2 separate regions of the Mus musculus genome follow, and region 2 is linked to region 1. The links are chromatin loops, found by intact Hi-C in ENCODE. Cell type or tissue: heart. All regions are shown on one strand. Links, peaks and the distances in the headings refer to the core of each region. The heading gives the core; the rest is flanking DNA.

Evidence for each region. Hi-C counts contacts between places; a loop is a spot of excess contacts. Peaks named below come from ENCODE experiments on the same cell type or tissue, not always from the same donor. Only the 100,000 strongest peaks of a DNase experiment are listed, where the experiment ranks them.
Region 2: a loop joins it to region 1, with 3 times the contacts of the local background. A loop is called at or near these places in 3 of 42 quality-filtered maps.

What each region holds. Positions count from the first base shown.
Region 1 is chr13:21,755,569-21,759,969 of GRCm38, reverse strand. No RefSeq gene overlaps it. Among named protein-coding and RNA genes, the nearest start is that of H2bc15, 3.7 kb to the right of the region's middle. In heart, for the core only: no CTCF peak of the experiment used is centred there; no DNase peak of the experiment used is centred there; H3K4me3 peaks cover 514 bases; H3K27ac peaks cover 339 bases.
Region 2 is chr13:23,583,900-23,588,300 of GRCm38, reverse strand. It overlaps H2bc6 (H2B clustered histone 6), which reads left to right. Exons shown (of 2, transcript NM_001177653.1): 2 at 2,331-4,401. The coding sequence starts at 2,345. The coding sequence ends at 2,725. Among named protein-coding and RNA genes, the nearest start is that of H4c4, 4.5 kb to the right of the region's middle. In heart, for the core only: no CTCF peak of the experiment used is centred there; DNase peaks (open chromatin) are centred at 2,380 and 3,210; H3K4me3 peaks cover 2,985 bases; H3K27ac peaks cover 3,037 bases.

The sequences.
Region 1 (4,401 bases), core at 204-4,203:
GCTTTTTAATACCATTTTAATTACATGCAAGTATTTAGGGTGAGCAATACAATAAGGAACTAACAAGGACAATAGCTAAGGAACAAGTTAGACAGTAAACACAAAGCCCACGATCACTCTGTTGATAGCTGTTATAAAGATGTTCCAGATATCTGAGCCTACTTTTTTGTTCTACCCTAAAAACAGATTCTTACTTCCTTGTGCTTGTCAGGTTCCTATCAGAGCTTATTTCCTTATTGTGGCCAGATTCTTGCTGGAAGCCGATTTCCTTGTCTTTGGCCAATGTCAGACTCCTGCCAAGTGGCAGCCCAAAAGGCTTTCCACAGACACTCTTGGAGGACCATGCCTGCTGATCCTGTCCTGGGGCAGGAACTGTGTCATTCTGTCCCCACCAAGACCATGCCAGATCCAGGAATAATCAATATTCAAACACAAGTGTATTTAGCTTTTAAAATTAACATATGTTATTTTTGGTCCTATCTTTAAGCACGAACCTTTTGATTGAGCACTGTATATACTTTAAATACTGTATATACTGATGCTAATAATTTAGAATTATGGGATATTCTTTGTTTTGTTTTGTTTTTCGAGACAGGGTTTCTCTGTGTAGCCCTGGCTATCCTGGAACTCACTCTGTAGACCAGGCTGGCCTCAAACTCAGAAATCCACCTGCCTCTGTCTCCCAAGTGCTGGGATTAAAGGCGTGTGACAACACTGCCCAGCTGTATATTCTTATAAAAAAGATATTTCTAAAGTATAACAAAGCCCATACTTATTTGTGCAATAGGCCAAGTTTCCTGCTATTATTATAGTCTTGTCAGATTGTTTCCCTATCCTTAAACATTATTACAGCCTCACAGTATGCAGCATACATTGTCCAACATGTTGCACTCCTTTTCTTTACCATGATGAAATAGAAACATTTATTTTCACAGTTATAACAACTAGTAATGTGTCACACTAACCCATAGTTTATTATGCATATCAGAGCATACAACAATCTCCTTGGCTCTTTGGTCAATGCTAATCAATTCTCAGATTATTTAATCAATATATATCAATTATATTCTTGTACTTTTCTTCTTGAAGCCACTAAGTTTCAAGAACCTGCACATGCTAACTGGGGAGCTTTACAAAGAAATTTTCCTGAAACTCAAGGAATGGTAAAAGTATTAACTTTAAATTGGGAAACTTGTCAAACATTCCATAGGCCTTGATTGCCTTCTGGTAAAAGTCCCAGAGGTAATATAGCAAATGAGATATAGCAACTGGACGTAATCTACATTAAATTTTTTGAAGTTGCAGTATTTACATAATTCTATAGATACATTTTCCGCATTTCAATGGACCACTGCGCTAAGTAATGAACAGGCTTTATCAGTTATATTACACTTAAAAGAAGCTGTTAATGTTGTGAGTATTCCTTAACAAAATAAAATGGTGAATGTGAATGTTACGAGTTTATATTTCACAGAACCTTAAAGAATTTTTACAACATTGGAATATTAAGCATATTATGAGTATTCCTTAGGATTCTCAAGAACAGGCCAGCATTGAAACACCTACAGAATATTAAAGGAGATGTTAAACAGAAGACAAAGGATGGCCCTGAATGCTAGAAACATCATATTAGATTCAGTATTTATTTTAAAACTTTTGAATTGTAAAAATGATGACCTTATGCTCACTAAACTTGGCTGTCACTGGAGAAAGTGTTGAGGGGAATATATTACAACCTCCTTGGTATAATGAGGAAGACTCTTAGAATGGAAAAAAAAATAATTGTTATAAAAATGGGGAAGGGTATGTGTATGTTTCTACAGATTCAGGTGATCATTGTTTTCCAGAAAAGCAGATGACACTGAGAAATCCACATGTGACCGGTTTGTCCCTGACTTGCCTTCTCAACACATGGCTAATCCCATTACCTTCCATTGTGGATAGTATGTTCCCTACCTGGGGGCAGTTGAAAAAATTAGCCAGTGCAGGAGAAAAGATGGTTTATAATCTTGAATGAAATAAAGCTCCCCTCTCCGTGCTGGGCAAGGCCTCCAGGAAGGCCACCCAAGCTAACGCCTCTTTTGGATTCTAGGACCCTGACAGGAGAGGTTCCTTATTTCCCAAGTGAAGAGGATTTACATTTGAATTCATCATATGAAATAGGGCTGGAAATAGTTTATATTTGTACTGGACATGAGGTTCCTTGTTTGAAAAATATATCTAAACTGGGCAGTGGTGGCGCACACCTTTGATCCCAGCACTTTGGAGGCAGACAAATTTCTGAGTTCAAGGCCAGACAAGGTCTACAGAGTGAGTTCCAGGACAGCCAGGGCTATACAGAGAAACACTGTCTCAAAAAAGAAAAGAAAAGAAAAAAAAAAAAAAGAAAAAGAAAAAGATATCTAGAAAATGTTACTTATTATTTGAAAAGGAACAAAACCTGAAAGGAAGAAGCTGTTCATTTTAGTTGCTGAAGGGTTTAAAGGAACCATTACTACCTTTTATTCCACCTGTTTCTTCTTGCCACACTCCTGTTGTCTGTCTCAGAGTTACCGGAATGGATACATTGGTAACAAAGTAGAGGACTAGAGGTGCAAGTTCTTATGGCAGTATCATAGACTGTAGCCCTGTAGGTTTTGCTAACACCAAACAGGAAGGCAAAGAATTAAGATAGCTCTATAATAATAACAGCAACACCATCCATCCATAGTAATGGGTTTGAGGGGTTAACATGACATGTGGGTGGGATGTCCTCTCCCTCTGCTCATATGGAGGGAGGAGCTACTCAAGAATATCTTTAGAAATTATTATTGGCATTGTACAACTTTTGGGCCTAGAAATAAATATGTGGAAGAATACTATTAACCATGAGACTATGTTTTCTTTTTTTAAAAGAATATATCTTACCATGGCATGTGTTTCTCTTCCTTGTTTGTTCATGACTCGAGATCTACATGAAATCAGTTTGAAAAATATGTCTTGTTTCAGTTGTTCTTTATAAACTTGTTTAAATGCTAGAACTACTTTTAATTTGAGCTCCCAGAGAATTTATGTACTTTGAGCTTCGGTTGGTGCTTGGATGCATGTACAGATGGATCTCCTTTCATGCCTGCGCTTTATCATATATTGGATCAAATGAAGAAAAGGGCTGATGATTGTCATCGTGTCAGGAATAACTGCCATCACCACCACTGCTGCCCCTGCTGTCATAGCCCTACATCAAAGCATTCAAAAAGTACACTATATTCTAAGACTTCATTCTGACTCAGAAAACTTCTGAAACATGCAAAGACATAGAGATAGTATATGTACAATGAAATCACTGACTTAGAGTTAGCTGTGATAATGTTAGGTGACCAAATTTTTAGTTTACAAAGGCAATTGTCATTAAGATGTGATTGGACTGTGGCTCAAATCTGTTTCTCCTGTCCATTGGAATGAGACCGTATTCCCTTGAGATAAGGTTAGAAAACGTTTAACATTTTATAGTCTGAAATAGGAAATATTAAATTATAGTATCATATTACATATTTGTACAACCATTGTATGAACTATCTGGTGATAAATCATTGGTAGGTATAAATACCCACCTAATAAATTATTGGTGCCTTGGGTCAATTAAACCCATTTCATCAATTTAAGATTGTAAGCTCTTCCTATCCTGGGGTGTTTGTACCGATTATTTGCTTCTTAGTCTGACAAAACAAAACAAAACAAAACAAACCTCTCTTACCATCAAAACAGTAATTCAATATTGATCATCCATATTCAATATTATATTACAAAATATGGTTAAACAGAAAAGGGGAAATGAAAATTTGGTGAAAGATGTCAGGCCAAGACAATACACTTGCTAGCCATCCCTTGAAAACAAGAGGATGTTTGCATAATTATGGCAGCCTACTGCCTTCACACTCCAGTAAGTATTTCCTTGACAAAAAAAAAGTATTCTTTGTATAGTACGAAAAAAAAATCCAAACATTATAGTTTGGTGCATTATACACTGTTTAGTTTGTAACCAGAGCTGTAACAGTTTATGGTTAAGAATAAAGCCTTTGTACTCTGCTTCCCACATAAGATGAGTCCTTTCCTCTTCTTAGCCCTGATCTTTCACACATAATTTTAGCCCAAATCTAAACCCATGAGCCTTGTTATTGGCCTCTATCCCTCTTCATAGTAAAAGAAAATACAAATACTTAGAGAAACAAGGTTTTCATAAATTTTTCTTTATGAAAAATGTAATGAAGTTTAGAATTTTTACACAGGTTCTTTCCCTCTCTATTGTATCTATACTATCATATATATAGTATGTGACAACCAAGATGACATAGGAAACACACACCGAAATGTAAAGCAAATTATGTCAAACATGCAAGAGCAAATTTCTGTTCCCAAAAAGTT
Region 2 (4,401 bases), core at 158-4,157, 1.8 Mb before region 1:
TGTAATTCCAGTGTTCCTACTTGGAGATGAAAGTCGAAGACAAGGATATTCCGTGGAAATTCAAGAACCAACTATCTTGGTATACACAGCGATGAACACCCACGCGCACACAAGCACACACACGTGAGCGCACACATACACACACACAAACTCAAACAGGCACCAAAATTAATTAGATCTCCAGAGGCATGCCAGGACACAAATACACATCATAGACACATACATGAAAATTTTTATTTAAGATTCTACAAGTATGCACAGAGAACTCATGCTTATAATTCCAGCACTTGAGATGGTGGCAAAATGCTTAGAAGTTCAAGATCACCCTTGAACTTCTTGGCCACAGAGTGAGTTTAAGGTCACATGGGCTACATTAAACTTTATAGAAAACAAATAACTACTGATATCTTCAATCAGGGATAAAAAATTTTCAGCACTGGGAGGTAGCTCTTAGTATTTAAATTTTGCAAATCATTGTCTTCATTACCTTTGTGTAAGTCTCATTTATTTTTGTTTTTTGTTTTTGTTTTGTTTTGGTTTTGGTTTTGGTTTTTTGAGACAGGGTTTCTCTGTATAGCCCTGGCTGTCCTGAAACTCACTTTGTAGACCAGGCTGGCCTTAAACTCAGAAATACACCTGCCTCTGCCTCCAGAGTGCTGGGATTAAATGTGTGCACCACCACTGCCCAGCTGCCTCATTGATTTTTAAAGCTAGATATAAAAGTGAAGGAATTTAAGTCTTTAACAGTAATTAAACTGAAATATTATTTACTTATATTATTAAATATATTTATATTATACACTTAAATATTATACAATTAAATATTATACATTTGTGTTATATAAATATAATTAAATAAAATAATTAAAATTAAAAATTTTTAAATCAGAGCTAGGTCAGCTCTGCATGCTAGCTCATATCCATAAGCTAAGAATCTGAGTGGCTGAAGCAATATTGTCATCCTATCAAGGTCAGCCTCGATGGCCCAGTGAGTTCTGGACCAGCCTGGGAATAGGTATAGGAAAGAGTGCAGAGTGTCGAAATAAAGACACTAAACTTACAAATACCAATGGCGAGATTTTTCTTTTGATACTTCCACTAAATTAAAATTTTACTTCTGATGTTTACCAAAGAAACTGGCATTCCCTCTTTGGGTTCTTAGTCTCATTAATACAAGAACTTAAAAACAGATTCAGACGACCAATGCCAGTTTTATTAGTTTGAAAGACAAACAGTACAGGAAGGAGCTGTGCTAAAACCTGAGAAACTAGAAGAGGGTGGGGGAGGGTAGAGAGAAGGAGGAAGGGAGGGAGGAAGGGAGGAAGAGACAGACAGGGAGATCATACTTTTAAATCATACTTTTAGGGTACCCTTGAAGGTCAGAAACAGAGTACCCCACGGTACCATGCAAAATGTTGTCCGGCCGGCTAAGCAGAGGTCACCAAATTCCAGACTTGTCAGGGAAAAGGATTGCACCAGGACCACCTGGTTGAAAATAACCAGGGACAAATAATAAAGGACCCGCATCCAAGCGGATAGTGGCCAAGAGGGCTAATGAAGTTTCCCAGAAAGCCACCTAACCGAAAGGCCGCCTTTTTCTTTGACATTTCGCGGGCTTTTTTTTTTTTTTTTTTGTACTGTTCCTGCTGTTGCCCAGAGGCTGTGGTAAAGGATTCCCAACCTTCCTAAGCAATCTAGCTTCTTTCATATGCTAATCTTAATGCTTCCATCCAGTCCACCTTCGCCTAATGGACGATCTTCCAATTCGTCTAAACCGTTCTGTTTATTCTTTTCAAACAAGACGTCTTATCTCTGTGTCTCTCTAACTTTTGACATCTGTAAGATTTACTCCCAACCGTTTACTTTCACTCTATGATTTCCTTTCTGTAGACTAAATTGCACTGCCTTGGGGACTCCGGGAAGCTTGGAGGTCGACTGGATCTTTTCTGATCTTCCTTTTCCTTTACTGAACCGAAAGATCAAAGTTTTAAAATACAGTTTTTCCAGGAACGTTTCGATGGTTTCAGAATATTTGGTATTAAATTGAGCCCAAGCTTTAACTTCTGGAATTTCAAAATAGAGCAACTTCTGTTTTTAAAAATATATATACAATTTAATCTAAAGCGTTTAGAAAGAAACCAATTTGATTAAGGAGTGTTAAGAAGCACAGTCGCTTGAACATTATTATACAAGATTACTGCTTGACCAATGGGACCGTCCTTTGTAACCTCTAACCAATCAAACAGAATGAAAGTAAGACTTAATTTGCATAAGACTGCCTACAAATAAGGAAACCGTTCACAGCAGCTCACTTTCTTTTTCTTCCTAAGAAAGAGATCTGAAGATGCCTGAGCCAGCCAAGTCCGCTCCCGCCCCGAAGAAGGGCTCCAAGAAGGCTGTCACCAAGGCCCAGAAGAAGGACGGCAAGAAGCGCAAGCGCAGCCGCAAGGAGAGCTACTCGGTGTACGTGTACAAGGTGCTGAAGCAAGTGCACCCCGACACCGGCATCTCCTCCAAGGCCATGGGCATCATGAACTCGTTCGTGAACGACATCTTCGAGCGCATCGCGGGCGAGGCGTCCCGCCTGGCGCATTACAACAAGCGCTCGACCATCACATCCCGGGAGATCCAGACGGCCGTGCGCCTGCTGCTGCCCGGGGAGCTGGCCAAGCACGCGGTGTCGGAGGGCACCAAGGCTGTCACCAAGTACACCAGCTCCAAGTGAGTTCATTTAACTCACACTCCTAAACCAAAGGCTCTTTTCAGAGCCACCCAACAGTTCAAAATTGAGCTATGCGCTTGTTCTTAGTACCCGCAGTACCACCTTTATATGGTTCTTTATTTACTGGGACAAAGTTCCTCTAGTCTATTCAGGCTCGTCAAATCAAGTATTTAAGATAAAACTGCCAAATTGGCTACTTCTGCAGTGAAGAGAGGCTACATTTCTGTTCTGAATAAAGAACCCCGAACGTTTCACACTGGCATCTCCGAGCGTCCAGATCCGTGGCGCACACATCCGGTCTTTTGTTCTAAGTCTTTCTGGGGAATTAACATTGGCACGGGAAGGCGAGGTGGGACCGTGGGTTTACTGCCTGGTTTAGCTAAGCTACACAAAACTTAATTTAGCAGCGTCTCCTAATTTGGATCAAAACGCAGTGTTGTCCGCTCGGTGCTTGTTAAACTGGTTTTCAGTGACGTTCAGGTCGCCATTTTATGCGGCGCCGCCCTGAATGGAGAGAGTTCTGTTCAGCTCCCTGAAAGCGAAAGTCTCAGCACGAAGGGCCAGCTCGCGAGTCTACCCTCCTAATTCTTAAAAAGTTCCTCACTTCCAAAGACCTAGAGCTTTTGGATTTTTAGGCTTTTGCATATGAACTAAGTTGTAGGAGAAGCAACAAGATCTCCATTTTAAAAAAACGTTTGCTTTGTTTACTTTTTAATTACAGGAAAAGATGAAGTGGTTTGTAAAGCCTGCAAACATTTAATTTCCTTCCCTTTCCTGAACTGCTGGGTAGTTTTTTTAACACCAAGAAAATTCCCAAAACCCTCTCCTGACTCGTTTTTGTAAAGAGACCTGGAAAAAAAAAAATCAGTTCCTAGAATTTAGCCACATCACTTTCTTTGCAATTAAGGCTGTGGAATGTTAGATGTGGCTCTGGGCACTCCCATCTCTTTAATCTGCCAGGCTCTGGAGTTTACAGCTTCTGAGTTTGAGCTCTTGGTCCAGCAGGGAGGGACCCTGACTCAATCTTGTGAGAGAGAAAAAGTAGGAAGTAGAAGTATCAGGAAGTGCTGGGTGTTGGAAGTATCACAGGTATTGGGGATGGAACTAAAGGCCCAGTTCCAGAGCTAGTCTTGCCTCCATCCAGCCTCTACCATGGCTCCCTTCTGAAGCTGGGTAAAGTGCCTTTATGCAACATCCTTCCTAAGCTTTCAAAATAAATACAAAGAAACTATCCACTTTAAAGTAACAAAATTGCAACTGTACTCCAAGAGGCTACTCACTGTGTAAAGTGTTTTGCCACCAAAAATGAACACCTGAGTATGTCCCCTAGCACCTACAAAATAGGTCCTCTGACCTACAGACATCCCAGAGCAAATAGAACACACACACACAATGTGGGTTTTTTTTAACGGTTTTTTTTTTTTTAATTACAAGTCAACTTTACTCACAGTTACTTTAGAAACAATACTGAAACTTCCTTGTGAAGAGTTAAACCTTCATGGTAATATTTTGTTTCCCTTTGTTTTGTTTAGCTGTTTTCTTTGTAACAAGATTTCAGTCTGTAGCCCTGGCTACCCTGTAATTCAACTATGAAACCCAAACTAAAACTCTCTGCTTCACCCTTCTAAATATGCAATTATAGGTGTAGATCTCTACAACTTGTAGTGTTCCTCCTTTCT